Regions from separate parts of the Homo sapiens genome. Here region 1 is linked to region 2. A link is a loop called in an ENCODE intact Hi-C map of the cell type or tissue named here. Cell type or tissue: CD14-positive monocyte. All regions are shown on one strand. Each heading gives the region's core, and the rest is flanking DNA. Links, peaks and the distances in the headings are about the cores only.

Evidence for each region. A loop is a pair of places that touch in the nucleus more often than their neighbours do. Peaks named below come from ENCODE experiments on the same cell type or tissue, not always from the same donor. Only the 100,000 strongest peaks of a DNase experiment are listed, where the experiment ranks them.
Region 1: it touches region 2 in a loop (2.0-fold over the local background); 14 of 110 quality-filtered maps call a loop at or near these places.

The regions. Positions count from the first base shown.
Region 1 is chr19:14,267,918-14,282,947 of GRCh38, reverse strand. No RefSeq gene overlaps it. Among named protein-coding and RNA genes, the nearest start is that of LINC01842, 58 kb to the left of the region's middle. RefSeq lists a silencer at 4,737-5,031. In CD14-positive monocyte, for the core only: no CTCF peak of the experiment used is centred there; a DNase peak (open chromatin) is centred at 7,937.
Region 2 is chr19:14,211,989-14,227,018 of GRCh38, reverse strand. It overlaps the pseudogene RN7SL231P. Among named protein-coding and RNA genes, the nearest start is that of ADGRL1, 13 kb to the right of the region's middle. RefSeq lists enhancers at 5,441-5,500, 5,511-5,590, 5,247-5,770 and silencers at 9,458-9,567, 9,469-9,779. In CD14-positive monocyte, for the core only: CTCF peaks have their summits at 9,274 and 9,474 (motif pointing left); a DNase peak (open chromatin) is centred at 9,488; H3K4me3 peaks cover 638 bases.

The DNA of each region.
Region 1 (15,030 bases), core at 6,664-9,163, 58 kb before region 2:
ATATGGAAGCAACCTAAGTGTCCATCAATGAATGAATGGATAAAGAAAATGTGGTGCATATACACAATGGAGTACTGTTCAGCCTGATAAAAGAAGGAAATCTTGTCATTTGCAACAACGTGCATGAATCTGGAGGACATTATGCGAAGTAAACTAAGCCTGGCGCAGAAAGACAAATAGTTCATGATCTCACTTGTATGCAGAATCTAAAAAAAAAAAAGTCACATTCACCGAAGTAGAGAGTAGAACAGTCCTTACCAGAGTCTGGGGTCGCGGAAAACATGTTGCCCAAAGGATACAAAGTTTCCATTAGGAAGAGTAAGTCCTGGTGATCTATTGCACAGCAAGGTGGCTATAGCTAATCATAATGTATATTTTTTCTTTTTCTTTTTTTTTTTTTTTTTGAGACAGAGTCTCGTTCTGTTACCCAGGCTGGAGTGCAGTGGCACAATCTCGGCTCACTGCAACCTCCACCTCCCGGGTTCAAGCAATTCTCTGCCTCAGCCTCCTGAGGAGCTGGGACTACAGGCGCCCGCCACTACGCCTGGCTAATTTTTATATTTTTAGTAGAGACAGGGTTTCACCATCTTGGCCAGGCTGGTCTTGAACTCGTGACCTCGTGATCCACCTGCCTCGGCCTCCCAAAGTGCTGGGATTACAGGCGTGAGTGACTGTGCCCCACCCCATAATGTATTTTCAAACTTGTGAAATGAGTGGATTTTAAATGGTCTCACTATAGGGTCTGGTGCGGTAGCTCACATGTGTAATCCCAGCATTTTGGGAGGCTGAGATGGGAGGATCACTTTAGCCCAGGTGTTCAAAACCAGCCTGGGCAATATTTTACACACCCTGTCTCTAAAAAAACAAACTGTTCTCGCTACAAAGAAATAAGTATGTAAGGTGATGGATATGTTCATTAGCGCGATCTGCTTTATAATATATACAGTATTGAAACATCACATCATACTCCATAAACATATGCAATTACTTGTCAATTAAAAATTAGGGATCAGATGTGGTAGCTCACACCTGTAATCCCAGCACTTTGGGAGGCCAAGGCGGGTGGATCACTTGAGGTCAGGAGTTTGTGACCAGCCTGACCAACATGGTGAAATCCCAACTCTACTAAAAATATGAAATTAGCCAGGCGTGGTGGCACGTACCTGTAATCCCAGCTACTTGAGAGCCTGAAGCAGGAGAATCGCTTGAATCCAGGAGGGGGAAGTTGCAGTGAGCCAAGATTGTGCCATTGCACTCCAGCCTGGGCAACAGAGCAAGACTCTGTCAAAAAAAAAAGAAAAAGGCTGGGCATGGTGGCTCACGCCTGTAATCCCAGCAATTTGGGAGGCCAAGGCAGGCGGATCATAAGGTCAGGAGTTTGAGACCAGCCTGGCCAACATGGTGACACCTCGTCTCTACTAATAATACAAAAATTAGCTGGGTGTGGTGGTGTGCACCTGTAGTCCCAGCTACTCAGGAGTCTGAGGCAGGAGAATGGCGTGAACCTGGGAGGCAGAGGTTGCAGTAAGCCAAGATTACCTAGTGACAGAGCAAGACTCTGTCTCAAAAAAAAAAAAAAGAGAAAGAAAAGGAAGGAAGGAGAGAGGGAGGGAAGGAGAAAGAAAGAGAAAGGAAGGAAGGAAAGAAGGAAGGAATGAAGGAAAGGAATGAAGGAAAGGAAGGAAGGAAGGAAGGAAGGAAGGAAGGAAGGGCTGGGTGCAGTGGCTCACGCCTGTAATCCCAGCACTTTGGGAGGCCGAGGCGAGCGGATCACGAGGTCAGGAGATCGAGACCATCCTGGCTAACACGGTGAAACCCCGTCTCTACTAAAAATACAAAAAAATTAGCCGGGCGTGGTGGCAGGCGCCAGTAGTCCCAGTTCCTCAGGAGGCTGAGGCAGGAGAATGGCGTGAACCCGGAAGGCGGAGCTTGCAGTGAGCCAAGCTTGCAGTGAGCCGAGATCGCGCCACTGCACTCCAGCCTGGGCAACAGAGCGAGACTCCGTCTCAAAAAAAAAAAAAATAGAAAAGAAAAGAAAGAAAGGAAAGAAAGAGAGAAAGGGAGGGAGGGGGAGAGAGAAAGAGAAAGAGAGAAAGAAAGAGAAGAAAGAAAGAAAAGAAAAGAGATCTTCACTGTGGTCTGGCTTCTGTTGCTAGTCGTTGTGTCTCCCTGGTTGAAATGTCCATCTTAGCATCCCGTTACTCTATCGGCATTCAACTCTGGTAGTCACTGGTGTGACATTATTGCGTAAATGTTCCTGGCCAACAGAGAAGAGGAAAATTTGTAGAAGGGAAGAAAGAATGGATGAGGGAGCATGGGTGGAAAATTTAAGGGTGGTCTGAGCTATACCCAGGAAGCCTGGGATCGGGAAAACCCAACTCTCAGTGCCCTTGGGGCTGAGAGCAACATAAGGTTTAGCAGCCTTAGTAATTTCTTTAAAATCTAAACTGGGGCCGGGGGCAGTGGCTCATGCCTGTAATCCCAGCACTTTGAGAGGCTGAGGTGGGTGGATCATCTGAGATCAGGAGTTCGAGACCAGCCTGGCCAATGTGGCGAAACTCCATCTCTACTAAAAATACAAAAATTAGCTGGGCATGGTGGCGGGCGCCTGTAATCCCAGCTACTTGGGAGGCTGAGGCAGGGATAATTGCTTGAACCCAGGAGATAGAGGTTGCAGTGAGCCGAGATGGTGCCACTACATTCCAGCCTGGGCAACAGAGCAAGACTCCATCTTAAAAAACAAAATCTAAATTGGACCAGGCATGTTGGCTCACACCTGCAATCCCAGCACTTTGGGAGGCCAAGGAGACCAGCCTGGACAACACAACAAGACCCCACCTCTACAAAAAACTTTAGAATTTGCCAGGCGTGGTGGCACATGCCTATAGTTCCACCTGCTTGGGAGGCTGAGGTGGGAGGATCGCTTGAGCCTAGGGAGGTCAAAACTGTAGTGAGCCATGATTGTGCCCCTACACGCTAGCCTGGGCAAGAGAGCGAGACCCTGATTCTATATTAATTCCTTGAGCCACTGTGATTTTGATTTTTGTCCCAGCAGCCAACAAAGAAAAAGGCTTCCTTCATTGACTTCTGTGGGGATTCAATGACGTCGTACACATAAAGCACTTAGCATATGCCTGGTACATGGTAGGTGCTCACTAAATGTTCATTATTCCCACCCCCCATTTTGGTTTTGGGAAGGAGATGCCTTTGGTCTCCAGACTGGCTTCTCAGGGGTATCCCTAAGGTGTATTAGGAAGTTAGGACATGTGGCTTCTATGCAGGTCATTCTCTATTCCTGTTACCTACCCCAGGTTCCATCAATCTGCAGTCCAATCCTGTTTTTTGGTGTTTTTTTTTTTTCTTTTTTTTGAGACAGAGTCTTGCTCTGTCTCCCAGGCTGGAGTGCAGTGGAGTGATCTCAGCTCACTGCAACCTCCGCCTCCCAGGTTCAAGCAATTCTCCTATCTCTGCCTCCCACAGTGCTGAGATTACAGGCATGAGCCACTGCGTCCGGCCAACCATCCTGTTCTATGTCCTGAGAGCTGACCTCTAGGCCCACACCACTGGGCTCCATTGCCCTCTGCTTTGGGGTTGGATTCAGCCAAAAGGAGGTACTGGTGGGAGGGAAAAAGCCTGGGCGTTCCCCTGCAGCTTCACCCCCTCAAGAGCAGATCTGCTTCTTCCAAAGGGAACCTCTTTTCTTTCTTCAGTCACATCCATTTTTTTTCTTTTTTTTTGAGACAGAGTCTCACTCCATCACCCAGGCTGGAGTGCAGTGGCGCGATCTCAGCTCACTGCAACCTCCACCTCCCGGGTTCAAGCAATTCTCCTGCCTCAGTCTCCTGAGCGGCTGGGACTATAGACAAGGCATGTGCTACCATGCCTGGCTAATTTTCTGTATTTTTAGTAGAGACGGTGTTTCATCCTGTTGGCCAGGCTAGTCTTGAACAGGACCTCACATGATCCACCCGCCTTGGCCTCCCAAAGTACTGGTGTGTCCAGAATCAGTGGGTTCTTGGTCTCACTGACTTCAAGAACGAAGCCGCAGACCCTTGCAGTATTACAGTTCTTAAAGGTGGTGTGTCGGGAGTTTGTTCCTTCTGATGTTCGGATGTGTTTGGAATTTCTTCTTTCTGGCGGGCTGGTGGTCCCGCTGGCTTCGGCAGTGAAGCTGCAGACCTTCACGGCGAGTGTTGCAGCTCTTAAGGCAGCACGTCTGTAGTTGTTCATTCCTCCCGGTGGGTTCCTGGTCTCACTGGCCTCAGGAGTGAAGCTGTAGACCTTCGCGGTGAGTGTCACAGCTCATAAACGCAATGCAGACCCAAAGAGTGTGCAGCAGTAAGATTTATTGCAAAGAGCAAAAGAACAAAACTTCCACACCATGGACGGGAATGGGAGCAGGTTGGCACTGCTAGCTCGGGCAGCCTGCTTTTATTCCCTTATCTGGCCCCACCCACATCCTGCTGATTGGTCCGTTTTACAGAGAGCTGATTGGTCCATTTTGACAGGGTGCCAATTAGTGCGTTTACAATCCCTGAGCTAGGCACAAAAGTTCTCCAAGTCCCCACTAGATTAGCCAGACACAGAGCACTGATTGGTGCATTTACAAACCTTGAGCTAGACAGAGAGTGCTGATTGGTGTATTTACAATCCCTTAGCTAGACACTAAAGGTTCTCCAAGTCCCCACCATATTAGCTAGATACAGAGTGCAAACCTTGAGCTAGACACAGAGTGCTGATTGGTGTATTTACAAATCTTGAGCTAGACACAGAGTGCTAATTGGTGCATTTACAAGCCTTGAGCTAGACAGAGTGCTGATTGGTATATTTACAATCCCTTAGCTAGACATAAAGGTTCTCCAAGTCCCACTGGACTCAGGAGTCCAGCTGGCTTCACATAGTGGATCCCGCACCAGGGCAGCAGGTGGAGCTGCCTGCCAGTCCCGCGCTGTGCGCCCGCACTTCTCAGCTCTTGGGTGGTCGGTGGGACCCGGCGCCGCGGAGCAGGGGGCGGCGCTGGTAGGGGAGGCTCAGGCCGCACAAGAGGCCATGGCGTTGGGGGAAGGCTCAAGCATGGCAGGCTGCAGATCCCGAGCCCTGCCCGGCGGGGAGGTAGCTGAGGCCCAGCGAGAATTCGAGCACAGCGCCGGGACCCGGCGAACCCTCCGCAGCTGCTGGCCCGGGTGCCAAGCCCCTCACTGCCCAGGGCCGGCAGCGCCAGCCTGCTGCTCCGAGTGCGGGGCCACGGAGCCCACACCCACCTGGAACTCACGCTGGCCTGCAAGTGCAGCGGGCAGCCCTGGTTTCCACCAGTCCGCACCTCCCCACAAGCTGAGGGAGCTGGCTCCGGCCTCAGCCAACCCAGAGAGGGGTTCCCACATTGCAGCCGCAGGCTGAAGGGCCCCTCAAGCGCGGCTAGAGTGGGCGCCTGAGGCCCAGGAGGCGCCGAGAGCGAGCGAGGGCTGCGAGGGCTGCCAGCACACTGTCACCTCTCACTGGGATTACAGGCTTGAGCCACCATGGCCGGCGGACATCCTCTTCTTAAATGCCCCTCCACTAAACCCTTTGAGGCCACCCCACGTGCTTCCCTCCAGCCCCAAACCCGCCAGCAACCCCAGGCACAGGGCCTGGCCCGGTTTCTTGCAAAACTTTCTGAACCCGCTCTGACTACTAAGTGGTTAAAAATATCCACTCCACCCAGGCAATTTTGCTAAGCTTATGTCAGGGGGAGAAAGGGAGACTCCGGAGAGCTCACAAATGAAGCAAATTGCTGAAAATCGGATTTTTACTGTCTTATCTCGGAGCCACATGAGAGGAGAGGAGATTGCAATTTCTGCGGGAACTTTCTCACATCCCCGAGTTTGAAGAGAGCAAGTGGCAGGGGAGGAGGTGCAGAGAGAAGGCTGGGAGAGGGAACCAGAAGAGAAGAGAGAGGTGTGAGAAGGAAAAAGCAAGTAGAGGCTGGGAGCGGTGGCTCACGCCTGTAATCCCAGCACTTTGGGAGGCTGAGGTGGGCGGATCACTTGAGGTCAGGAGTTCAAGACCAGCCTGACCAACATGGTGAAACCCTGTCTCTACTAAAAATACAAAAATTAGCTGGGTATGATTGCGTGCGCCTGTAGTCCCAACTACTTGGGAGGCTGAGGTGGGAGAATCGTTTGAACATGGGAGGCAGAGGTTGCAATGAGCCAAGATCACACCACTGCACTCCAGTCTGAGTGACAGAATGAGACTCTCTCTCAAAAAAAAAAAAAAAAAAAAAGCAAGAAGACAGAGGGGGAGGAAAGAATACACAAGAGAAAAGGAAAACAGCCACGTGAGACATTAAGGCAGAACTGAGAAAGGTAGCTGGGTGCAGTGGCTCATGCTTATAATCCCAGCACTTTGGGAGGCTGAGGAGGGAGGATTGCTTGAGGCCAGGAGTTCGAGACCAGCCTGACCAACATGGCAAGACCCCATTTCCACTAAAAAGAAAGAAAAGGGCCAGACACAGTGGCTCACACCTGTAATCCCAGCACTTTGGGAGGTTGAGGCAGCCAGATCACCTGAGGTCAGTATTACATGCGTCCATATGACGAGACCACCAAACAGGCTTTCTGTAAGCAATAAAGCTTTTTAATCACCTGGGTGCAGGCGGACTGAGTCCAAAAAAGGAGTCAGCAAAGGGGTGGGGCAGTTTTATAGGATTTGGGTAGGTAGTGGAAAATTACAGTTAAACGGGGTTTTCTCTTGTGGGCAGGGGCGGGGGTCACAAGGTGCTCGGTGGGGAGCTCCTGAGACTCATTGTCCAGGAGAAGGAATGTCACAAAGTCAATTGATCAGTTAGGGTGGGGCAGGAACAAATCACAATGGTGGAATGTCATCCACCATTAGCCAGTTAAGGCAGGAATTGACTATTTCACTTTTTTTGTGGTTCTTCAGTTGCTTCAGGCCGTCTGGATGTATACGTGCAGGTCACAGGGGTTATGATGGCTTAGCTTGGGCTCAGAGTCCTGACAGTAAGGAGTTTCAGACCAGCCTGGCTAACATGGTGAAACCCTGTCTCTACTAAAAGTACAAAAATTAACCGGGCTTGGTGGCAGGCACCTGTTATCCCAGCTACTCAGGAGGCTGAGGCAGGAGAATAGCTTGAACCCGGGAGGTGAAGGTTGCAGTGAGCTGAGAACACACTACTGCACTCCAGCCTGGGCAACACAGTGAGACTCTGTCTCAAAAAAAAAAAAAAAAGAAAGAAAGAAAAGGGCTGGGCGCAGTAGCTTACACCTGTATTCCCAGCACTTTGGGAGGCCAAGGTGGGCGGATCACCTGAGGTTAGGAGTTCGAGACCAGCCTGGTCAACATGTCAAAACCCTATCTCTACTAAGAGTACAAAAATTAGCTGAGCGTGGTGGTGGGCGCTTGTAATCCCAGCTACTCAGGAGGCTGAGGCAGGAGAACAGCTTGAATCCAGGAGGCAGACGTTGCAGTGAGCCAAGATCACGAAACTGCACTCCAGCCTGGGTGATAAGAGCGAGACTCTTTCTCAGAAAAAAGGAAAAGGAAGGGAGGGAGGGAGGGAAGGGAAGGGAAGGAGAGAGGGGGAAGAAAGAGAAAAAGAAAGAGAGAAAGAAAAGAAAGAAAGAGAAAGAGAAAAAAGAAAAGAGAGAGAAAAGAAAGGAAAGATGTGGGGATTACTGGGGGGTTTTGGATCCTGTGACTCCAGCCAAAAGCACCTGCAGGAGCTGTCCCACTTTCAAAGTCCCTTGGCCCATGACATGCAATTTTAATTGCAGAGCAAGCTCGTGCAGTTAAGTAGGGGCCTCTCACCCCATTTTACAGAGGACAAAATGGAGCCTTAGAGAAAGAACACTGACATGTTTGACTGTGTCTCCACCCAAATCGCATCTAGAATTGTAATCCCCACGTGTCGAGGGGAGGGACCTGGTGGGAGGAGATTGGATCACGGGAGCATTTCCCCCTTGCTATTCTCGTGACAATGAGTTCTCACCAGATCTGGTTGTTTGATAAGCGTCTGGCACTTCCTCTCTCTCTCTCTCTCTCTCTCTCTCTCTCTCTCTCTCTCTCTCTCTCTCTCTCTCTCTCCTCTCTCTCTCTCTCTCTCTCTCTCTCTCTCTCCCCTGCCTCCATGTACGATGTGCCTTGCTTTCCCTTCACTTTTTGTCATGATTGTAAGTTTCCTGAGGCCCCATCAGCCATGCGGAACTGTGAGTCAATTAAACCTTTTTTCTTCATAAATTACTCACTCTCACATAGTTCTTTATAGCGGTGTGAAAACAGACTAATACAGACATGTTTGCTCCAAGATCCTAGAACTAACTTATTCATTGTGGGAATGACCAAATGAAGTCAAGAGCAGAGGATGGAAAACTTTTTCCATCAAGGATCAGAATCTAAATATTTCTGTCTTTGCAGGCCACATGTTCTCGCTCTCTTTTTTTTTTTTTTTTTTTTTTGAGACGGAGTGTCACTCTTGTCACCCAGGCTGGAGTGCAATGGTGTGATCTCAGCTCACTTGCAACCTCTGCCTCCCAGGCTCAAGTGATCCTCCCGCCTCAGCCTCCAAAGTAGCTGGGATTACAGGCATGTGCCACCACACCCTGCTAATTTTTTGTATTTTTAGTAGAGATGGGCTTTCACCGTGTTGCCCAGGCTGGTCTCGAACTCCTGAGCTCAAGCGATCCGCCTGCCTTGGCCTCCCAAAGTACTGGGATTACAGGTGTGAGCCACCACGACGATCTGATGCTCCTCATTTATAGAATCCACCCTGTAACCCTCCTGGCAACAGAATCTTAGACAAGGAGTAGTTGCCAGAATTCCAGCCCCTGAAATACACAGGAAAACAAGATGTAGATAGGCTAACAGATAATCCAACACATTCAAAAAGGTGACAAATGGCAGTGTTGGCCACAGGGTTCGAAACATGCTAGAAGGAGGAATTGGAAGTGTTTTGGGCCATGGTGGAAATCCAACTCCATTCCAGATGTCCAACACAGCTTCCTTGTTCCATGAGGTCATTGCCTCCCAGTGTCTCTTTGGTTGCGTTCCTCCCCACAAAGCAATAAAAGTTGGATGACAAAGTTGAGCCCTGGTGAATGAAGGGGATATTAAAAATAAAGAATGGAGAATTGTTGGTAATAAAAGGAAATGAGCAGGACGGGGCGCTGCGGCTCACGCCTGTAATCCCAGCACTTTGAGAGGCTGAGGCAGGAGGATTGCTTGAGCCCAGGAGTTTTGAGACCAGCCTGGGCAACATAGTGAGACCCCCATCTCTACAAGCAGTAAAAAAAAAAAAATATTAGCCAGGCATGGTGGTGTGCACCTGTGGTCCCGGCTACTCTGGAGGCCGAGGATGGCTTGAGCCCAAGAGTTTGAGGCTGCAGTGAGCTATGATTGCCCCACTGCATTCCAGCCTGGAGGACAGTGAAATCTCATCTCAGAAAAAAAAAGAATAGCCAAGCATGGCGGCTCACACCTGTAATCCTAGCATTTTGGGAGGCCGAGGTGGGCATATCACCTGAGGTCAGGAGTTTGAGACTAGCCTGGCCAAAATGGTCAAACCCCGTCTCTACTGAAATACAAACAAATTAGCGGGGCGTAGTGGCACATTCCTGTAGTCCCAGCTACTCGGGAGGCTGAGGCAGGAGAATCGCTTGAATCCTGGAGGCGGAGGTTGCAGTGAACCGAGATTGCGCCACTGCACTCTAGCCTAGGTGACAAAGCGAGGCTCCATCTCAAAAAAAAAGAGAGAGAGAACGTGATGATTCTGTGATCTCTAATGAACAGAAATGAGCTGACTCCTTGAGCTGCCAGGGATGTACTAGGCATTGATTTCCAGCCTCTATGGCTGCAAGCTATGAACCCTTCATGACCTCACCTAGGTTTGTATGCAAACTGGGCCTCTGTTGTGAAACTGAGGTCAGGGTGATGGGGGTTCAGATACTTCCAAGTCACCACCACAGAAGCGGCAAACACAATAGTTGTCAATGCTTTTGGACACGCCTCCATCTGTCTCCTGCCCAGAGGAGAAAATTATCTGGGCATGGTGGCATGTGCCTGTTTCACCAGCTATGAAGTGGAGATACAATATGTAATAGTCAGATAACCTAAGTTATGCTACGTAACAAACGATCCCATACAAGGCCAGATTGTTGAACTGAAAGAGGCTGTATTTCCAGATTCAGGACATGCTGCCTGCCAATAATTTGGGAAGTAGGGCTATAAAACACACTTGATTATGGGAGGGCAGTCCTGGTTCTGTAGCAGGTCAGGGTGGTGGGGGTAGATATTTGCAAGTCCCCACTGCAGAGGCAGCAAACACACAGATGTTAATGCTTTCGCACACACCCCCATCTGTCTCTTGCTCAGAGCCCAGCTAGGAGACAGCACAGCTCCAAACCCACCCTCTCCCTGGGTCCAATCTCCTAATCTGGAAAACTCTCTTCTTTCCTTCCCTCTCCCCTGCCCCCACATTCCTTCAGAGCTGGAGGTTAATAAACTCATCACTGCTGAGCAGGGAACACGTCTGCAGAGGTTTTAATTACAGCAGAAAATTGGTCCAATTGGTATTTAATGTAGAATAAGTGTCGCGTTAACTGGTCAGGGCGGGAGGAGTGGAGGTTTGCCTGTAAGTGTCCTGAGCCCTGTCTGGCTGGTCCTCCCTGGGAGCTTCTGAGTGCAGAGGGGACTCAGAGACCCCGGGAAGTGACAGGAGGCAGCCCAAGGGATGAAGAGGTGAGAAGACATTTCTGAAACCTCAGCTCCGGGCTCTCCTCAGGACCCAGGAGTCTAATGGCTCAGCTCTCTGGCTTGAGGATTTTTCTCCCTGTAGCAAACAATTGTTCTCCAGCCCTTAGGAGGAAGTGTTAGGGCTCATGTGATCAGAGTGTAGGCAGAGCAGGGGATTGGCAAGGAGATCAGAGGGGATTGGAGGTGTAAGGCTGAAGGAACTAAAGGGTCCAGGTGGGTGTTAGAGGGAGGAGGATGTTACTCAATCCTCTTGTCCAGCCTCCTAGATCTCCCCCAGGGGAGATGCTAGAGAGAAACCAACCAAGAGAGCCAGTGCTCAAGAGGGAAAGAAACAAGAAGCCAAAAATGATCAGGGGTGGCAGGGCGAGATGGCTCATGCCTGTAATCCCAGCACTTTGGGAGGCTGAGGCAGGTGGATCAACTGAGGTCAGGAATTCGAGACCAGCCTGGCTAACATGGTGAAGCCCTGTCTTGGCCGGGCATGGTGGCTCACACCTGTAATCCCAGCACTTTGGGAGCCTGAGGCAGGCGGATCACGAGGTCGAGACCATCCTGGCTAACACGGTGAAACCCCGTCTCTACTAAAAATAGAAAAAAAAAATTAGCTGGGCGTGGTAGCGGACGCCTGTAGTCCCAGCTACTTAGGAGGCTGAGGCAGGAGAATGGCGTGAACCTGGGAGTTGGAGCTTGCAGTGAGCCAAGATCGTGCCACTGCACTCCAGCCTGGGTGACAGAGCGAGACTCCGTCTCACAAAAAAAGAAAAAAAGAAAAGAAAAAAGAAACCCCATCTCTACTAAAAATACAAAAATTAGCCAGGCGTGGTGGCTCATGCCTATAGTCCCAGCTACTCAGGAGCCTGAGGCAGGAGAATTGCTGGAACCCAGGAGGTGGATGGAGGTTGCAGTGAGCTGAGATCACGCCACTGCACTCCAGCCTGGGCCACAGGGCGAGAAACCATCTCAAAAAAAAAAAAAAATTATCAGAGGCAACAGGACAGCAAAGGCCAACCTCATCCAGAATCTGTTGCAGTTTGTGAATTTTCCATATGTTTAGGGACCCCCCCCGCCACCGAAGATAACAGTTTAGAAACAACAGCAGACCAGGCCTGGTGGCTCATGCCTGTAATCCTAACACTTTGGGAGGCTGAGGCTGGAGGATCGCTTGAGGCCAGGAGTTTGAGACCAGCCTGGGCAACATAGTGAGACTTAGTTTCTACAAAAAAAAAAAAAAAAAAAGAAAGCCAGGGGTGGTGGTGCATGCCTGTAGTCCTAGCTACTTCAGAGGGTGAGGTGAGAGGAATTGCTTGAACCCGGAAGTCTGAGGCCGCAGTGAGCCATGATCACACCACTGCACTCCAGCCTCAGTGATAGAGCAAGACTCTGTCTCTAAAAATAAAAAAAAAGGTTTGAGGCTGCAGTGAGCTGTGATAATACCACTGCACTCCAGCCTGAGTGATAGAGCAAGACTCTGTCTCTAAAAATAGAAAAAGAGGTTGGGTGTAGTGGCTCATGCCTGTAATCCCAGCACTTTGTGAGGCTGAGGTATGTAGATCACCTGAGATCAGGAGTTTGAGACCAGCCTGGCCAACATGGTGAAACCCCATCTACTAAAAATACAAAAATTAGCCGGGCATGATCTCCGCCTGTAATCCCAGCTACTTGGGAGGCTGAGGCAAGAGAATCATTTGAACCCGAGAGGCAGAGGCTCCAGTGAGCCAAGATCGTGCCACTGCACTCCAGCCTGGGTGACAGAGTGAGACTCCTCAAAAAAAAAAAAAAAAAAAAAAAAAGCCGGGGCCGGGCACGGTGGCTAACGCCTGTAATCCCAGCACTTTGGGAGGCCGAGGCGGGCAGATTACCTGAGCTCAAGAGTTCGTGACCAGCCTGGGTAACACGGTGAAACCCCGTCTCTACTAAAATACAAAAAAAAAAAAAAAAAAAAAAAAAAAAGCCAGGCGTAGCTTCGTGCACCTGTAGTCCCAGCTACTCAGGAGTCTGAGGCTGGAGAATTGCTTGAACCTGAGAGGCGGAGGTCGCAGTGAGCCAAGATCGTGCCACTGCACTCCAGCCTGGCCGACAGAGTGAGACTCCGTCTCAAAAAAAAAAAAAAAAAAAAAAAAAAAGCCAGGCATGGTGGCTCATGCCTGTAATCCCAGCACTTTGGGAGGCCGAGGTGGGAGGATCACCTGAGTTCGGGAGTTTGAGACCAGCCTGACCAACATGGAGAAATCCCATCTCTACTAAAAATACAAAATGAGCTGGGCGTGGTGGCACATGCCTGTAATCCCAGCTACTGGGGAGGCTGAGGCAGGAGAATCGCTTGAACCTGGGAGGCAAAGGTTGCGGTGAGCTGAGATCGCGCCATTACACTCCAGCCTGGGCAACAAGAGTGAAACTCCGCCAAGAAAGGAAGAAAGAGAGAAAGAGAGAGAGAGAGAGAAAAAGAGAGAGAGAGAGAAACAGAGAAAGAGAAAAAAAGAAAAAGAAAGAAAAGGAAAGAAAGAGAAAGAAAGAAAGAAGGAAAGAAAGAAAAAGAAAGCAAGCAAGCAGAGACTTTAGAGTCAGACTGTCCGGATTCTAACCTTGACTCTATCACTTTGTCACTTACTAGCTGGGTGACCAAGAACAGTGATTAACCTGTCTATGCCTCAGTTTCTTCACCTGTAAAAAGGGGTGTGTAATTTGTAATGGTTAGGATAGGCTAGGTCATGCTGCAGAAACAAACTAGCCCAAGAACCTTAAAACTACAACGTTTATTCCTCACCCAGGCTTCATGTCCATTTTGGGTCGTTGCAAGGAGGTTCTGCTCATCATAGTCTCCGATGGAACAGCCACATTCTGGAACATTATGAAACATTGCTTGCTGTCACGCTGGAAGGAAGTAAGAGCTTTGGGGGATCTCACACAGGCAATTAAATGCTGTAGTTTGGGAATAATGCCTGTCAATTTCACTCACAGCTCATTGGTTAGAGCTAGTCACATGACCTCATCCAACACAAGGTGGGCATGAAGTGCAGCTACTGTAACCAAAATGTGGGTTAGTCACTTGCCAGCTTGCGAAGTCCAATTAACGAGAGCTAGGTCTGGTCTAAAGAAAGTGATTTATTCCAAAACTAGCTTAGGGGAAGAAGCACAGGCGTCCCACCTTCAAACATACTGCTTCCGTTTTGGAGCAGAAAGCCAGCACTTTAAAAGGCAGGGGAAAAAGTAGGGTGGGGGGCGCATGTTAGCTCTGGTGCCTTATCTACTGGGCGGTTGAGCTAGGGGCTGCTGGCACCTTTGTGGACAGGACTAGGCCAAAATCTCCCCAGGTGGGAGTTTTTCGAGGTAGTCTCCCGATGGAGGGAGTTTCGTAGATTTGGCTGTTACCTCTTGAGGCAACCTCCTGATGGGTGAGAGTTCTGCAGCAGGCATGCTTTGGTCTCTAAATCAACTGTCAACTCTTGAGGAGTTTAATGAACTTGCCCTGTAGGGAGTGTCTGGTGAATCAAGGGGGCGTTGGGGGAGGAAGGAGTAAAAGGTTATATTTGGGGTTTTTTGTTCGTTTTTGTTTGTTCGTTTGTTTGTTTCTTTTTTTGAGACAAAACCTCGCTCTGTAGCCCAGGCTAGAGTGCGGTGACGTGATGTCGGCTCACTGCAACCTCCGCCTCCCGGGTTCAAGCGATTCTCCTGCCTCAGCCTCCCGAATGGCTGGAATTACAGGCGCGTGCCACTGTGAGACGGGGTTTCACCATGTTGGCCAGGCTGGTCGTGAACTCCCGACCTCAGGTAATTTTCCCACCTCGGCCTCCCAAAATGCTAGGATTACAGGAGTGAGCTACCACGCCCGGCCTATATTTGTATTTCTAAAGGGCTGAGTAGGAAGTGGGGAACCAGGGAATGACAAAAGAGGAGAGAGAGAGAAAAAATAAACCATATCTTAGAAAAATGGGGGTGGCTGTTTGCAGTGGCTCATGCCTGTAATCCTACCACTTTGGGAGGCTGAGGAAAGTAGAAGGCTTGAGCTCAGGAGTTCAAGACCAGCGTGGGCAACATAATGAGACCCTATCGCTACAAAAAATTAGCCGGGCATGATGGAACACGCCTGTAGTCCCAGCTACTTAGGAGGCTGAGGTGGGAGGATCACCTGAGCCTGGGTGATAGAGGCTGCACTGAAGTGAACCATGATCATGATTGTGCCACTGCACTTCAGCCTGGGTGACAGAGTGAGACCCTGTTTCAAAAAAAAAAAAAAGAAAGAAAAGAAAAAGAGAAGTGGGGGTACTCAATTATACTATCTTGCTC
Region 2 (15,030 bases), core at 8,445-10,944:
ATGGGCAGATCACCTGAGGTCAGGAGTTCGAGACCAGCCTGGCCAACATGGCAAAACCTTGTCTCTACTAAAAATGCAAAAATTAGCCAGGTGTGGTGGCACGTGCTTGTAATCCCAGCTACTCGGGAAGCTGAGGCAGGAGAATTGCTTGAACCTGGGAGACGGAGGTTGCAGTGAACCGAGATTGTGCCACTGCACTCCAACCTGGGTGACACAGCAAGACTTGTCTCAAAAAAAAAAAAAAAACACAACTGAATTAAATGAGTTCATGCTATATAAGGAACGGGCTTAGCAAGTGCTGATAAATGTTACTCATTCTTATCATTATTTGCCATAGTCCCACCCCCCCTTACTGTCTCCCTGACACTGAAGCTGTTCCGTTGCTGGTGCAGTCAGTCTTTTTATCTTGGCTGCTTGGCGTATTTATATTACCTACTGGCTGTCCCTGTAGGTTTGTGGCATGCTCCAGCTCAGTTCTGGGTCATCACCTCTGCTATAAAGAGGTTCCCCAGTCTGGGCATGGTGGCTCAAGCCTGTAATCTCAGCACTTTGGGAGGCCAAGACAGGAGGATGGCTTGAAGCCAGGAGCTCAAGACTAGCCTGGGCAACACAGTGACACCCCATCTCTACAAAAAATAAATAAATAATTAGCCATGCATGATAGCATGTGCCTGTAGTCCCAGCTACTCGGGAGGCTGAGGCAGGAGGATCGCTTGAACCCAGGAGGTCGACTGCGCCACTGCATTCTAGCCTGGGTGACGAAGAGAGGTCCTGTCTAAAAAAAAAAAAAAGAAGAAAAGAAAAAAAAGCCTCTCTGGTCCTCCACCTCACTGTCCATCCGTTTCTCAACACTCCCCATTTTCGAGTTTCCCTCCCCCTCCACTGTACCACGGGCCCTTCCTGACGCTTCATCAAGTGCTTGTGGAATTGGATATCAGGGCCTGTGTTCATTTCCTGGGGCTGCTGAAATACATTACCATAAACTAGGTGGCTGGAAACAACAAGAATTTATTATTTCACCATTCCGGAGGCCAGAGGTTGCAATCAGGGTGGTGCAGGGCTGCAATCCCTCCGAAGGCACTAGGTGAGGATTCGTCCTTTTTTCTTCCAGCCTCTGATGGTTCCTTGCTTGTGTCTGTACTGCTGAAAGCCCTGCCTGTCTTCACTTGGCCTTCTTCTCTGTGTCTAACCCCCTTCTCTTCTAAGGTCATTTATCATTGGATTTTGGGCCACCCTAATCCAGGATGATCTCATTGCAAAATCCTTAACTTAATTACATCTGCAAAAACGCTTTGTCCAAATAAGGTCACTGCTATGGTTTGAATGTCTGTGTCCCTTCCAAATCCATATGTTGGAAGAGTTGGGGTTCTTGGGAAGTGATTAGGCCAGGAGGGCCCCATTCTCATGGGTGAGATTATTGCCCTTATAATTGAGTGTGACAGTTTGGAGATTTCTCAAACAATTTAAAATTCTTCTATTTTATTTGACCCAGCAATCCCATTACTGGGTATATACTCAAAGGAATATAAATTGTTCTACTATAAAAACACATGCACATGTATGTTCATTGCAGCACTATTCACAATAGCAAAGACTTGGAATCAGCCTAGGTGCCCGTCAATGGAGGATTGGATAAAGAAAATGTGGTACATATGCACCATGGAATACTATGCAGCCATTAAAAAAGAATGAGGCCGGGCATGGTGGCTCATGGCTGTAATCCCAGCATTTTCGGAGGCCAAGGTGGGTGGATCACTTGAGGCCAGGAGTTCGAGACCAGCCTGGTTAACATGGCAAAACCCCGTCTCTACAAAAAAATACAAAAATTAGCAGGGTATGGTGGCAGGTGCCTGTAGTCCCAGCTACTTGAGGGGCTGAGGCAGGAGAATTGCTTGAACCTGGGAGGCGGAGGTTGCAGTGAGCCGAGGTCACGACACTGCACTTCAGCCTGGGTGACAGAATGAGATTGTCTCAAAAAAAAAAAAAAAAAAAAAAAGAATGAGATTATATCCTTTGCAGCAATATGGATGGAGCTGGAGGCCATTCTCCTAAGTCAACTAATGCAGGAACAGAAAACCAAATACCACACGTTTTCACTTATAAGTGGTAGTTAAACACTGAGTACACATGGACACAAAGGTGAGAACAACAGGCCAGGCACAGCGGCTCACGCCTGTAATCCCAGCACTTTGGGAGGCTGAGGCAGGTGGATCACTTGAGGTCAGGAGTTCGAGACCAGCCTGGCCAACATGGTGAAACCCCATTTCCACTAAAAATACAAAAACTAGCCAGGCGTGCTGGCACACACCTATAATCTCAGCTACTAGGGAGGGTGAGGCAAGAGAATCTCTTGAACCCGGAAGGCAGAGGTTGCAGTCAGCCGAAATTATGCCAGTGCACTCTACCCTGGGCAACGGAGCAAGACTCCATCTCAAAAAAAAAAAAAAAAAAGATGGGAACAACAGACACTGGTGTCTATTTGAGGGTGGAAGGTAAAAGGAGGGTCAGGATTGAAAAACTACCTGTTGGGTGTTATGGTGATTACCTGGGTGACAAGATTATCTGTATACCAAACTCCTGCAAAACACAATTTACCCAAATAAGAAACTTGGACATGTGCCCCCTTGAACTTAAAACAAACATTGGATAAATAAATAAATAAATAAATAGGCCAGGCACAGTGGCACACGCCTGTAATCCCAGCAATTTGGGAGGCTGAGGCAGACGGATCACTTGAGCTCACTAGTTCGATACCAGCCTGGACAACATGACAAACCCCATCTCTACAAAAAATACAAAAATTGGCCGGGTGCGGTCGCTCACACCTGTAATCTCTGCACTTTGGGAGGTCGAAGCGGGTGGATCATGAGGTCAGGAGATCAAGACCATCTTGGCCAACATGGTAAAACCCCGTCTCTATTAAAAATAGAGAAAATTAGCCAGGCATGGTGGCAGACACCTGTAATCCCAGCTACTCGGGAGGCTGAGGCAGGAGAATCACTTGAACCTGGGAGGCGGAGGTTGCAGTGAGCCGAGATCACGCCACTGCACTCCAGCCTGGTGACAGAGTGAGACTCCGTCTGAAAAAAAAAAAAAATCAGTTGGGTGTAGTGGTGCGCACCTGTAGTCCCAGCTGCTCCCTGGGAGGCTGAGGTGGGGGGATGGCTTGAGCCCGGGAAATGGAGGTTGCGGTGAGCCGAGATCGCACCACTGCACTCCAGCCTGGGTAATAGAACCAGATCTTGTCTCAAATAAACAAATAAATAAAATAAAAATAACTCGCTTGGCCAGGTGCGGTGGCTCACACCTATAATCCCAGCACTTTGTGAGGCTGAGGTGGGTGGATCACCTAAGGTCAGGAGTTCAAGAACAGCCTGGCCAACAGGGCAAAACCCCATCTCTACTAAAAATACAAAAGTTAGCCAGGCATGGTGGCGCACACCTGTAATCCCAGCTACTCAGGAGGCTGAGGCAGGAAAATCGCTTGAACCTGGGGGGTGGAGTGGGCTCTCACCAGACACCAAATCTGCTAGTGCCTTGATCTTGGACTTCCTGGCCTCCAGAACTGTAAGCAATACATTTCTACTGGCTGGGTGCAGTGGCTCACACATGTAATCCCTGCACTTTGGGAGGCCGAGGTGGGCAGATCACCTGAGGTCAGGAGTTCCAGACCAGCCTGGCCAACGTGGCAAAACCCCGTCTCTACTAAAAATACAAAAATTAGCCGGGTGTGGTGGCGGGCGCCTATAATCCCAGCTACTTGGGAGGTTGAGACAGGAGAATCGCTTGAACCCGGGAGACCGAGGTTGCAGCGAGCCGAGATCTCGTCACTACACTCCAGCCGGGGTGACAGAGCGAGACTCTGCCTCAAAAAAAAAAAAGAAAAAGAAAAAATTCTATTACAGTTGACCTTTGAACAACACGGGCTTGAGCCATAACTGCCTGAGTCCCCTTGTAAGTGGATGTTGTTCCGCCTCTGCCACCCCTGAGACAACCCCTCTTCTTCCTCTTCCTCCTCAGCCTATTCCATCGGAAGACTCGTGGATGAAGACGGTTATGGTAATCCACTTCCACTTCATGAACGGTAAATACATTTTCTCTTTCTCATGATTTTCATACCATTTCTTTTTTCTAGCTTACTTTATTCTAAGAATACTGTATGTAATATATAGAACATACAGAATACGAGTTCATGGATTGTTTATGTCATTGGTAAGGCTTTTGATCAACCATAGGCTATCAGTGGTTAAGTTTTTGGGAAGTCCAAAGTTATATGCAGGCCAGGTGCAGTGGCTCACGCCTATAATCCCAGCACTTTGTGAGGCTGAGGCAGGAGGATCACTTGAGCCGGGAGTTCAAGACCACATTGGGCAACATAGCGAAACCCTATCTCTACAAAAAATATGAAAGTTAGCTGGGTGTTGTGGTGTGCGCCTGTGGTCCCAGCTACTCGGGAGGCCTTAACTTTCTTCTTTTTTTTTTTTTTTTTTTTTTTGAGACGGAGTCTTGTTCTGTCGTCCAGGCTAGAATGCAGTGGCGCGATCTCGGCTCACTGCAAGCTCCGCCTCCCGGGTTCACACCATTCTCCTGCCTCAGCCTCCCGAGTAGCTGGGATTACAGGGCCCGCCATCACACCTGGCTAATTTTTGTACTTTTTGGTAGAGCAGAGTTTCACCATGTTGGCCAGGCTGGTCTCAAACTCCTGACCTCCAGTGATCTGCCCGCCTCAGCCTCCTAAAGTGCTGGGATTACAGGCATGAGCCACCGTGCCTGGCCTCCTTAATTTTCTTTGTCTCTCTTCACTCATTCAGTTTTTTATTTTATTTTATTATTTTTTGAGTGGAGTCCTGCTCTGTTGCCCAGGCTGGAGTGCAGTGGTGCAATCTTGGGTCATTGCAACCTCTGCCTCCAGGGTTCAAGCAATTCTCCTGCCTCAGCATCCCGAGTAGTTGGGATTACAGGCACCTGCAGCCACACCCAGCTAATTTTTGTATTTTTAGTAGAGACAGGGTTTCACTATTTTGGCTAGGCTGGTCTCAAACTCCTGAGGTCCGGTGATCTGCCTGCTTCAGCCTCCCAAAGTGCTAGGATTACAGGTGTTAGCCACTGCGCCCGGCCATCATTCAGTTTTTTGAAGCCAACGGAGACTCAGACCCTGCACCCCCAGCCGTGCCCCCAGAAGCCCGCTGTCTTCTCTCTTCCTTGCACCCACGGGAATGGCTCTCCCTCCAGGAGGGATGGGTAGGGGCAAATGCCACCCCGTCCGCCCTTTGTTACCAGGGAGGCCGAACCCACCTCTCTTCACACTGCAGAAGAACTCGGGTGAGCACCCCCACTTTCCCGCAAGCTCGCAGAGAGCATCCTCCGCCCACCCGGCAAGCACCACTTCATCATGCCACCGCCAGGGTGTCAGGCCGGGCGGGGCTGAGCGGTTGTCATTTCTCTAACTCGTCAGAACTCTGCACTTCCTTGACAGTTCGCTGGCTGGCCTCCGACCCGTAGCTGATTTCTTTCCAGGGCTGACAGGTTGGGTTAAGAGGGAGCGCTCCCCTGAGCCGAGACATACTTTCTTTTGCCTCCAAGTTGCGTCATCCCCCACCCTTCACCAAGAACGCCCACAACTCCTGGATGGTGCATTACCCTCCCACCCCCCCACCCCGTCCCCTTCCTTTCCCTCCATTCCCAAATGACGGCAGCCCTGGGGCCAAACTGGCCCCAGATGTGTTGTTTGGCCTGTGTGGTTAACTCCTTGTTTTTAAAAAATTCCTTTTTTAAAAAAAATTAAAAAAAAATTTTAAATTCCTTTTTGGAATAAAATTCACCTAACGTAACACTCGCCATTTTATTTTATATTATTTTTAGAAACAGAATCTCTCTCTGTTTCCCCGGGCTGGAGTGCAGTGGTGCAATCATAGCTCACTGCAACCTCAAACTCCTGGGGTCAAGCGATCCTCCCACCTCAGCCTTCCAAGTAGCTGGGATTACAGGCAGGCTCCATGTTGCCCAGCTAATTAAAAAAAATTTTCGCCGGGCACTGTGGCTCACGCCTGTAATCCCAGCACTTTGGGAGACTGAGGTGGGTGGATAACCTGAGGTCAGGAGTTCGAGACCAGCCTGGCCAACATGGTGAAACCCTGTCTCTACTAAAAATACAAAAATCAGCCAGGTGTAGTGGCACGCGCCTGTAATCCCAGCTACTTGGGAGGCTGAGGCAGGAGAATCGCTTGAACCTGGGAGGCAGAGGTTGCAACGAGCCAAGATCGCACCACTGCACTCCAGCCTGGGCAACAGAGCAAGACTCTGTCTCAAAAAAAAAAAAAAATTTTGTAGAGGTGGGGTCTTGCTATGTTGCCCAGGCTGGTCTCAAACTCCTGGGCTCAAGCAATCCTCCCACCTCTGCTTCTCAAAGTGTTAGGATTACAGGCATGAGCCACTGTGCCCAGCCAAGATTAATTGTACATTTTTTTGTTTTTGTTTTTTGAGACAGAGTCTTGCTGTGACACCCAGGCTGGAGTGCAGTGGTGCGATCTTTGCTCATTGCAACCTCTGCCTCCTGGGTTCAAGTGATTCTCTTGCCTCAGCCTCCTGAGTAGCTGGGACTAGAGGCGTGCACCACCATGCCTGGCTAATTTTTGTATATTTAGTAGAGATAGGGTTTCACCATATTGGCCAGAATGGTCTTGAACTCCTGACCTCAAGTGATCTGCCCGCCTCGGCCTCCCAAAGTGCTGGGATTACAGGCATGAGTCACTGTGCCTGGCCCCAATTGTACATTTTAAAATGTACAATTCACTGGACTTTTGTATACTCAAAGAGTTGTGCAACTATCACCTCTAATTACAGAACATTTCCATCACCCCCAAAAGAAGCCCTATCCCCACTAGCAGTCAATCTCCATTCCCCATCCCCCATCCCCTGGCAACCACCAATCTGTTTCTGTCCCTATGTGTTTACCTGTTTTGGGCATTTCATATAAAGGAAGTCATACACTATGTGACCCTCTGTGTCCGGCTTCTTTCCCTTTTCCAAATGTTTTCAAGGGTCATCCATGTTGTAGAGTTAATGTCTTTATTGTGAAACACATAAATCTTAGGAGCACAGGTCCGTGGATTTTTGAAATACATTTCACCCTTATCACTGTCACCTAGTTCAAGATCAAGAACAGTCCAGTCTCCCAGGAGGCTCCCTGGGCTACTTTCCAGGAAGTGGGCTGCCTCAAAACATCACCAAGCCAGTGGCTTTTTTTTTTTTTTTTTTTTTTTTTGAGACGTAGTCTTGCTCTGTTACCCAGGCTGGAGTGCAGTGGTGCTATCTTTCTTTGCTCACTGCAACCTCTGCCTCCTGGGTTCAAGCAATTCTCCTGCCTCAGCCTCCCACGTAGCTGGGACTATAAGCACACGCCACCATGTCTGGCTAATTTTTTTGTATTTTTAGTAGAGACAGGGTTTCACCATGTTGGCCAGGCTGGGCTTGAACTCCTGGCCTCAAGTGATCCACCCGCCTCGGCCTCCCAAAGTGCTGGGATTACAGGTGTGAGCCACTACACCCGGACCAGTGGCTCCCATCTGATGGTGATTATGCCCCTAACAACAGAAATTTGTCGCAACTGGGGGGTGCTGCTGGTACGTAATGGTTGGAGGCCAGGGATTCTGCTCAACGTCCTACAGTGCACAGGACAGCCCCCATCACGCAGGATCATTTAGCCACAAATGTCAATGAGGCCGAAGTAAGGAAACCCTGGGCTTCCCCAACTCTTTTCATAGGTTACTTCTGCCTGGCCTTGAACAACACAGAATGAAATCACTCGGGGTATTCTCTTTGTTATCTTGCTTCTCCTACTGAACATTATGTCTCTGGGATTCATCCATGCTGTGAATGCGTCAGTAGTATATTCTTTTTCATTGCTGCGTTATATTCCATTATAAGAATGTCCTCCCATTTCTTTTCCACTTGCCAGTCGATGGTCAACTTAAGGGGTGTCTGGTGTTTGGTGATCATGAATGAAGCTGCTAGGCACATCCATGGATATGTCTTTAGGTGACCCTAAGCTCCTGTTCCCACTGGGAATCAACCCAGGAATGGAATTGCTGGGTGGCAGCAATTTAACTTTAGTAGATCCCCATGGGATATTTAAAGCTCAGGGAATTTTGCGCAACAACCGTGATTTCTGGCTTCTCTTGAAGAAGCTATTTTGGCAACATTGAGCCTGAGTTCCCACGTGGTAGCGCACAGCTGGAGCTGAGTGGTAGCAAGCGGGTGCCTAAGGAAAAGGGGGGGTGGTGCAACTTCAGCTACCCTGTCCTTCACCACCGCCTCACACCTGCCCAATTTCTGCATTTTCATTCCCTGGTCAGCATTTGGCTTTGTGTCCCCTGAAATGAGCTCATGCAAGGTTAGGAGTCACCTTCTACCTTCCCGTGGCCATCACCTCTACCTCTCTGGGACCCACCTATAACCCCTCACTCCTATTCCCAACCCCCTTCCCAACCTATCTCCATTCCACAGAGCCTGCAAGCCCCCACATCCACCTTAATCCCAAACACAGGATCCCTTTAGACCTGGCAGGCATTTCTGGGTTGCCGCAGACCCCAACACTCCCTATCACACTATTGCAGCTTGGATCCTGCCGGCTTTTTTCTTGGTAACAGCCTCAGAGCCTCCATATGAGTGGTCCTCTCTGCCCAGATCACCATGAGGGGGACTGCTATTTAAAGCCAGCAGGTCCCTGCCTCAGTTTACCTGTCACTTCCCCAGGGCTGGGCAGCCTTCTTTGTGCCAGGACTGGCCAGTGCCGGGACTGGATCTGTCTCATTCATTGCTGTTTTCCCACCACTCAATTCATTACACAATGAATCCTGGCCCTGAGGCTTGAAGGAGAGAGAGGCAGAGTCAGTGCCAGGTTGAATAAGCCACTTACTGGCCACACGTTCTGCAAAAGCTAGCTGGTGAGCTTGCCAGGCACATCTCACTCCTCAAAGGAGAAGTCCCTCCCCGTTGCTGGTCTGAGGGATCTGGGTCTGAGAAATCCCTCTTCCTCCCCAGAACACACTGGCCAAGTCCAAGTCCAGCAAAGCTTAGGGCTTCTTCCCTGGGATCCTCAACCCCACAGGCCAATCCCACCCCTCAATCGTCCCGGTCTTTTCCATGCATGGTCTAAATTTCCTCCAGTGGAGCCACCAGGGCAAGGCCTTCCGCCTGCCAGACTTTCCCGGACTCCCCAGTTGATCACCCATCTTCCCGCACCTCCCTCAACTCTCCGCTCCTCTCTCCCTAACACCGGGCTGTCTCCTCACCTTCTCACACCTCCCAACCTCCCTACGCATTTTTCCCTTCCTTTAAGCAGCCCCCATCTCAAACACGCTCAGCTCTCTCCCTTCACCCCCACTTTGTCCCCTCACACCCCAACTCCCTGAGCACCTGGGGAGAAGGGGCGGGGCCCCCTCACCTGGCGGCCGCAGAGCAGCGGGGAAGCGGCCCCTAGCGGCCGGGGAAGGAAGCGCAGCCCAGCCGGGCTCCCCTTTCAGCTGGTGCCTAACTAGGAATCCGCCTCCACTTAAACGCCCGCCTGCTGCTCAGGCTGGAACCCGGCGGCTTCCGGGATTCTCGCTTTCCTCCACTCCCCCGCTTTCTCCTGAGCGCCTACTATGTTCCAGGATCGGTCCTAGGCTCCGGGTAGACAGCAGTGAACAAGAAACAAACATCTCTGGACTGGGGAGTTGGTATTCTAGTGAGGGAGACAGATAAATGAATGAAAACGAAACTAGGTCAGGATATGCTGTGGGGACCAGGAGTTCGAGACCAGCCTGGACAACATAGCGAGACCCCCCCCCCCCCCACATCTCTGGGACTGGAGAGAGATAAAGGGGAGAGGAGATCAAGGGAGTGAGGAGGGTGGGGGTGTTTGCAGTTTTCTTTTTTTTGAGACAGAGTCTTGCTCTGTCGCCCAGGCTGGAGTGCAGAGGTGTGATCTCGGCTCACTGCAACCTCCACCTCCCGGGTTCAAGCGACTCTTGTGCCTCAGCCTCCTAAGTAGCCGGGATTACAGGCATGCGCCACCACACCCAGCTAATTTTTGTGTTTTGTATTTTCTTTTCTTTTCTTTTTTTTTTTTTTTTTTTTGAGACGGAGTCTCGCTCTGTCGCTCAGGCTGGAGTGCAGTGGCGTGATCTCTGCTCACTGCAAGCTCCGCCTCCCGGGTTCACGCCATTCTCCTGCCTCAGCCTCCCTAGTAGCTGGGACTACAGGCACACACCACCACGCCTGGCTAATTTTTTGTATTTTTAGTAGAGACGGGGTTTCACCGTGTTAGCCAGGATGGTCTCGAGCTCCTGACCTCGTGATCTACCCGCCTCGGCCTCCCAAAGTGCTGGGATTACAGGCGTGAGCCAGCGCGCCCCGTCCTGTGTTTTGCATTTTCAATAGAGTGGTCAGGAAGTAACATGAGCAGAGTTCAAGGAGGGTGCAAAGTAAGGGGTCCTGTTGACTCTGCCCCTAAGACATGCCCAAAACCTAACGTTTCCCCCCAGCATCCTGTTCTGGGCCTCCATCACCTGCCTGTCACCTGGATGACAGTGGTGATCACCTCGCGAATCTCCTGGCTCCCTCTCAAATTGACTATATAATTTATTTATTTATTTATTTATTTATTTAGAGACCAGGTCTTGCTATGCTGCCCAGGCTGGTCTCGAACTCCTGGGCTCAAACGATCCTCCCGCCTTGACCTCCCAAAGTGCTGGGATTACAGGCATGAGTCACTGCGCCCGGCTGACCTGTATAATTAAAAAATAATAATAATCAATATATATATAATTGATTGTATATATTATATATATTATATATATTATATATAATTGATATATATAATATAATATATATTATATATTATACAATATATTATATATTATACATTATATAATATATATTATACATTATATATTATACATTATATATTATATATTATACAGTATATATTATACATTATATAATATATATTATATTATACTATATATTGTATATTATATTATATATTATATTATACTATATATAGTATAATATATTATATTATATATTATATTATACTATATATAGTATAATATATTATATTATATAATATATTATACTATATATAGTATAATATATTATATTATATATTATATTATACTATATATTGTATAATATATTATATTATATATTATATATTGTATAATATATTATATTATATATTATATATTGTATAATATATTATATTATATATTATATATTATAATATATTATATTATATATTATATATTATAATATATTATATTATATATTATATATTATAATATATAATATTATATATTATATATTATATATTATATATAATATTATATAATATAATATTATATATTATATATAATATTATATTATGTATTATATAATATATATTATATATTATATATTATATATTATATATTATATTATAATATATAATATTATAATATATAATATATAATATTATAATATATAATATTATATATTATAAAATATAATATTATATATTATTATATAATATATAATATTATATATTATAATATATAATATATAATATATAATATATATTATAATATATAATATATAATATATAATATATAATATTATATATATAATATATAATATTATATATATAATATATAATATTATATATTATATATATAATATATAATATTATATATATAATATATAATATATAATATTATATATTATATATATAATATATGATATATAATATTATGCAATATATAATATAATATATAATATTATATAATGTATAATATATAATGTATAATGTATAATATAATATATAATATTATACAATATATAATATAATATATATTATACAATATATAATATAATATATATTATATAATGTATAATATATAATATATAATATTATATAATGTATAATATATAATGTATAATGTATAATATATAATATTATATAATGTATAATATATAATATTATATAATATATAATATATTATATTATATAATATATAATATATTATATATTATATATATCAATTATATATAATATATATAATATATATAATATATATAATCAATTATATATATTGATTATTATTATTTTATTGATATTTATTGATAATATTATATCAATATTTTTTGATAATATTATATATAATATTATAATATATAATATTATATAATATATACAATATATAATAATAATCAATAAATTATATATATATATATATTTTAAGAGATAGGGGTATCGCTCGGTCACCCAGGCTGGAGTGCAGTGTTGCAGTCACAGCTCACTGCAGTCTCTAACTCCCAGGCTCAAGTGATCCTCCCACTTCAGCCTCCCAGGTAGCTGGGATTACAAGAGCACACCAGCATTCCTAGCATTTTCTTTCCTTCCTTCCTTCCTCCCTTCTTATCTTCCTTCCTTCCTTTTTTTTTTTTTTTGGCATCTCACTCTATTGCCCAGGCTGGACTGCAGTGGTGCGATCTCAGCTCACTGCAAACTCTGCCCCTGGGTTCAAGTGATTCTCCTGCCTCAGCCTCTGGAGTAGCTGGGACTACGGGCATGTGCCACCACGCCCAACTTTTTTTGTATTTTTAGTAGAGATGGGGTTCTCCATGTTGGCCAGGCTGGTCTCAAACTCCTGGCCTCAAGTGATTTGCCAGCCTCTACCTCCCAAAGTGCTGGGATTACAGGGGTAAGACACCGTGCCCCAGCCCCTAGCATTTTTTTTTTTTTTGAGGCAGAGTCTCACTCTGTTGCCCAGGTTGGAGTGCAGTGGCACAATCTCGGCTCACTGCAACCTCTGCCTCCTGGGTTCAAGCGATTCTCCTGCCTCAGCCTCCTGAGTAGCTGGGATTGCAGGCGCCCGCCACTACGCCCGGCTAATTTTTATAGTTTTAGTGGAGACGGTGTTTCACCATCTTGGCCAAGCTGGTCTTGAACTCCTGACCTCGTGATCCACCTACCTCGGCCTCCCAAAGTACTGGGATTACAGGCGTGAGCCACCGCGCCCGTCGGCCAGCATTTTTAATTGAGCTGAAATTCCCACAACAAAAAATTAACCACCAACCATTTTAAGGTGGACGATGTCGTGTCATGTCATAGTACATTCATCATGTCTAGTTCCAAGACGTTTTTCATCATCCCCTAAAGAAAACTCACACCTGTTAGCAGTCACTCCCCATTTCCTGCCTCATATAGTAATTCTGTGTTATTGAGGGAGCACTCATATAATCTTTTATTTATTTATTTATTTTTATTGATTGATTTGTTTTTTTGAGACAGAGTCTCGCTCTGTTGCCCAGGTTGGAGTGCAGTGACATGATCTTGGCTCACTGAAAGCTCCGCCTCCCCCGTTCACACTATTCTCCTGCCTCAGCCTCCCGAGTAGCTGGGACTACAGGTGCCCGCCACCACGCCCAGGTAATTTTTTGTATTTTTAGTAGAGATGGGGTTTCACTGTGTTAGCCAGGATGGTTTCGATCTCCTGACCTCATGATCCACCAGCCTCGGCCTCCCAAAGTGCTGGGATTACAGGCATGAGCCACCGTGCCTGGCCTATTTTATTTATTTTTACTTTAACGTTTTGTTTTAGAGACAGGGTTGGGAGGTTTTAGAGAGGATAGGTTGGGGGCGGGGAATAATTCCAACTGTGGTCTTTTTCTTTTCTCACCCTGTTGCCCAGGCTGGAGTGCAGTGGCTATTCACAGACGTGATTCCACTACTGATCAACACAGGAGTTTTGACCTGCTCTGTTTCCAACCTGGGCCAGTTGACTCTTCCTTAGGCAACCTGGTGGTCCCCTGCTCTTGGGGGGTCACCACATTGACGCCGATGGTCATGGCACACACCACCTCCCAGAAGTCCTAGGCTCAAGCCTGTGTGCGTGAATCCTCCTGCCTCAGCTAGGATACAGGATCACACCACCAAGCCCAGCCCTATAATCTTTTAAACATCCAAATAAGATCATGCCACCCACTTCTGAAAGCCCTCTTGGGGTTCCTAGTATCACTGGGAATATAATCTAGACCCTCTCCTGGCCTCCCACCATGCTAGCCTAGCCCTGGTGCCTTTCAAATAGTCCTGCCTAGCTAGGCGCAGTGGCTCACACCTGTAATGCTAGCATTTTGGGAGACCGAGGCGGGAGGATCGCTTGAGCCTGGGAGTTTGAGAACAGCCTGGGCAACATTGTGAAACCCTGTCTCTACAAAAATACAAAATTAGCCAGGCATGGTGGTGTATGCCTGTCGTCCCAGCTACTCAGGAGGCTGAGGCAGGAGACTTGCTTGAACATAGGAAACAGAGGTTGCAGTGAGCTGAGATTGAGTCACTACACTCCAGCCTGGACAACAGAGTGAGAAAAGAAAAAGACCACGGTTGGAATTATTCCCTGCCCCCACCCTATCCTCCCAGCCCAAATCTGGGACCCGGCTCAGAACCTAACTTTTTCTTTTTTTTTTTTTTTTTTAGACTGAGTCTTGCTCTGTCTCCAGGCTGGATTGCAGTGGTGCGATCTCGGCTCACCACAACCTCCAGCTCCCGGATTCAAGCGATTCTCCTGCCTCAGCCTCCCAAGTAGCTGGGATTACAGGCATGTGCCACCATGCCTGGCTAATTTTGTATTTTTAGTACAGACCGGGTTTCTCCATGTTTGTCAGGCTGGTCTCGAACTCCCAACCTCAGGTGATCTGCCCACCTCAGCCTCCCAAAGTAATGGGATTACAGACGTGAGCCACTGCGCCCGGCCTATAACTACATTTTTTAACTACTTGGGCATGTTCTGGAGCCTTCGTTGCCCCTTCTATAAGATGGGGAGAAAGTCCCCCACCCACAGAGTTACCATAAAGTATAAATGAGAGCATTCGTGTTCATTTGAGCCATTTCTCGGCCAGCCTGAACCTCTCCCCGGGCACCAACTTCATGCCTCCACTTGGACATATCAAACCAAAGGCTTGGATCTAACCTACAAAACTGCCTCCTCTCCATCCTCTCCATCCTTC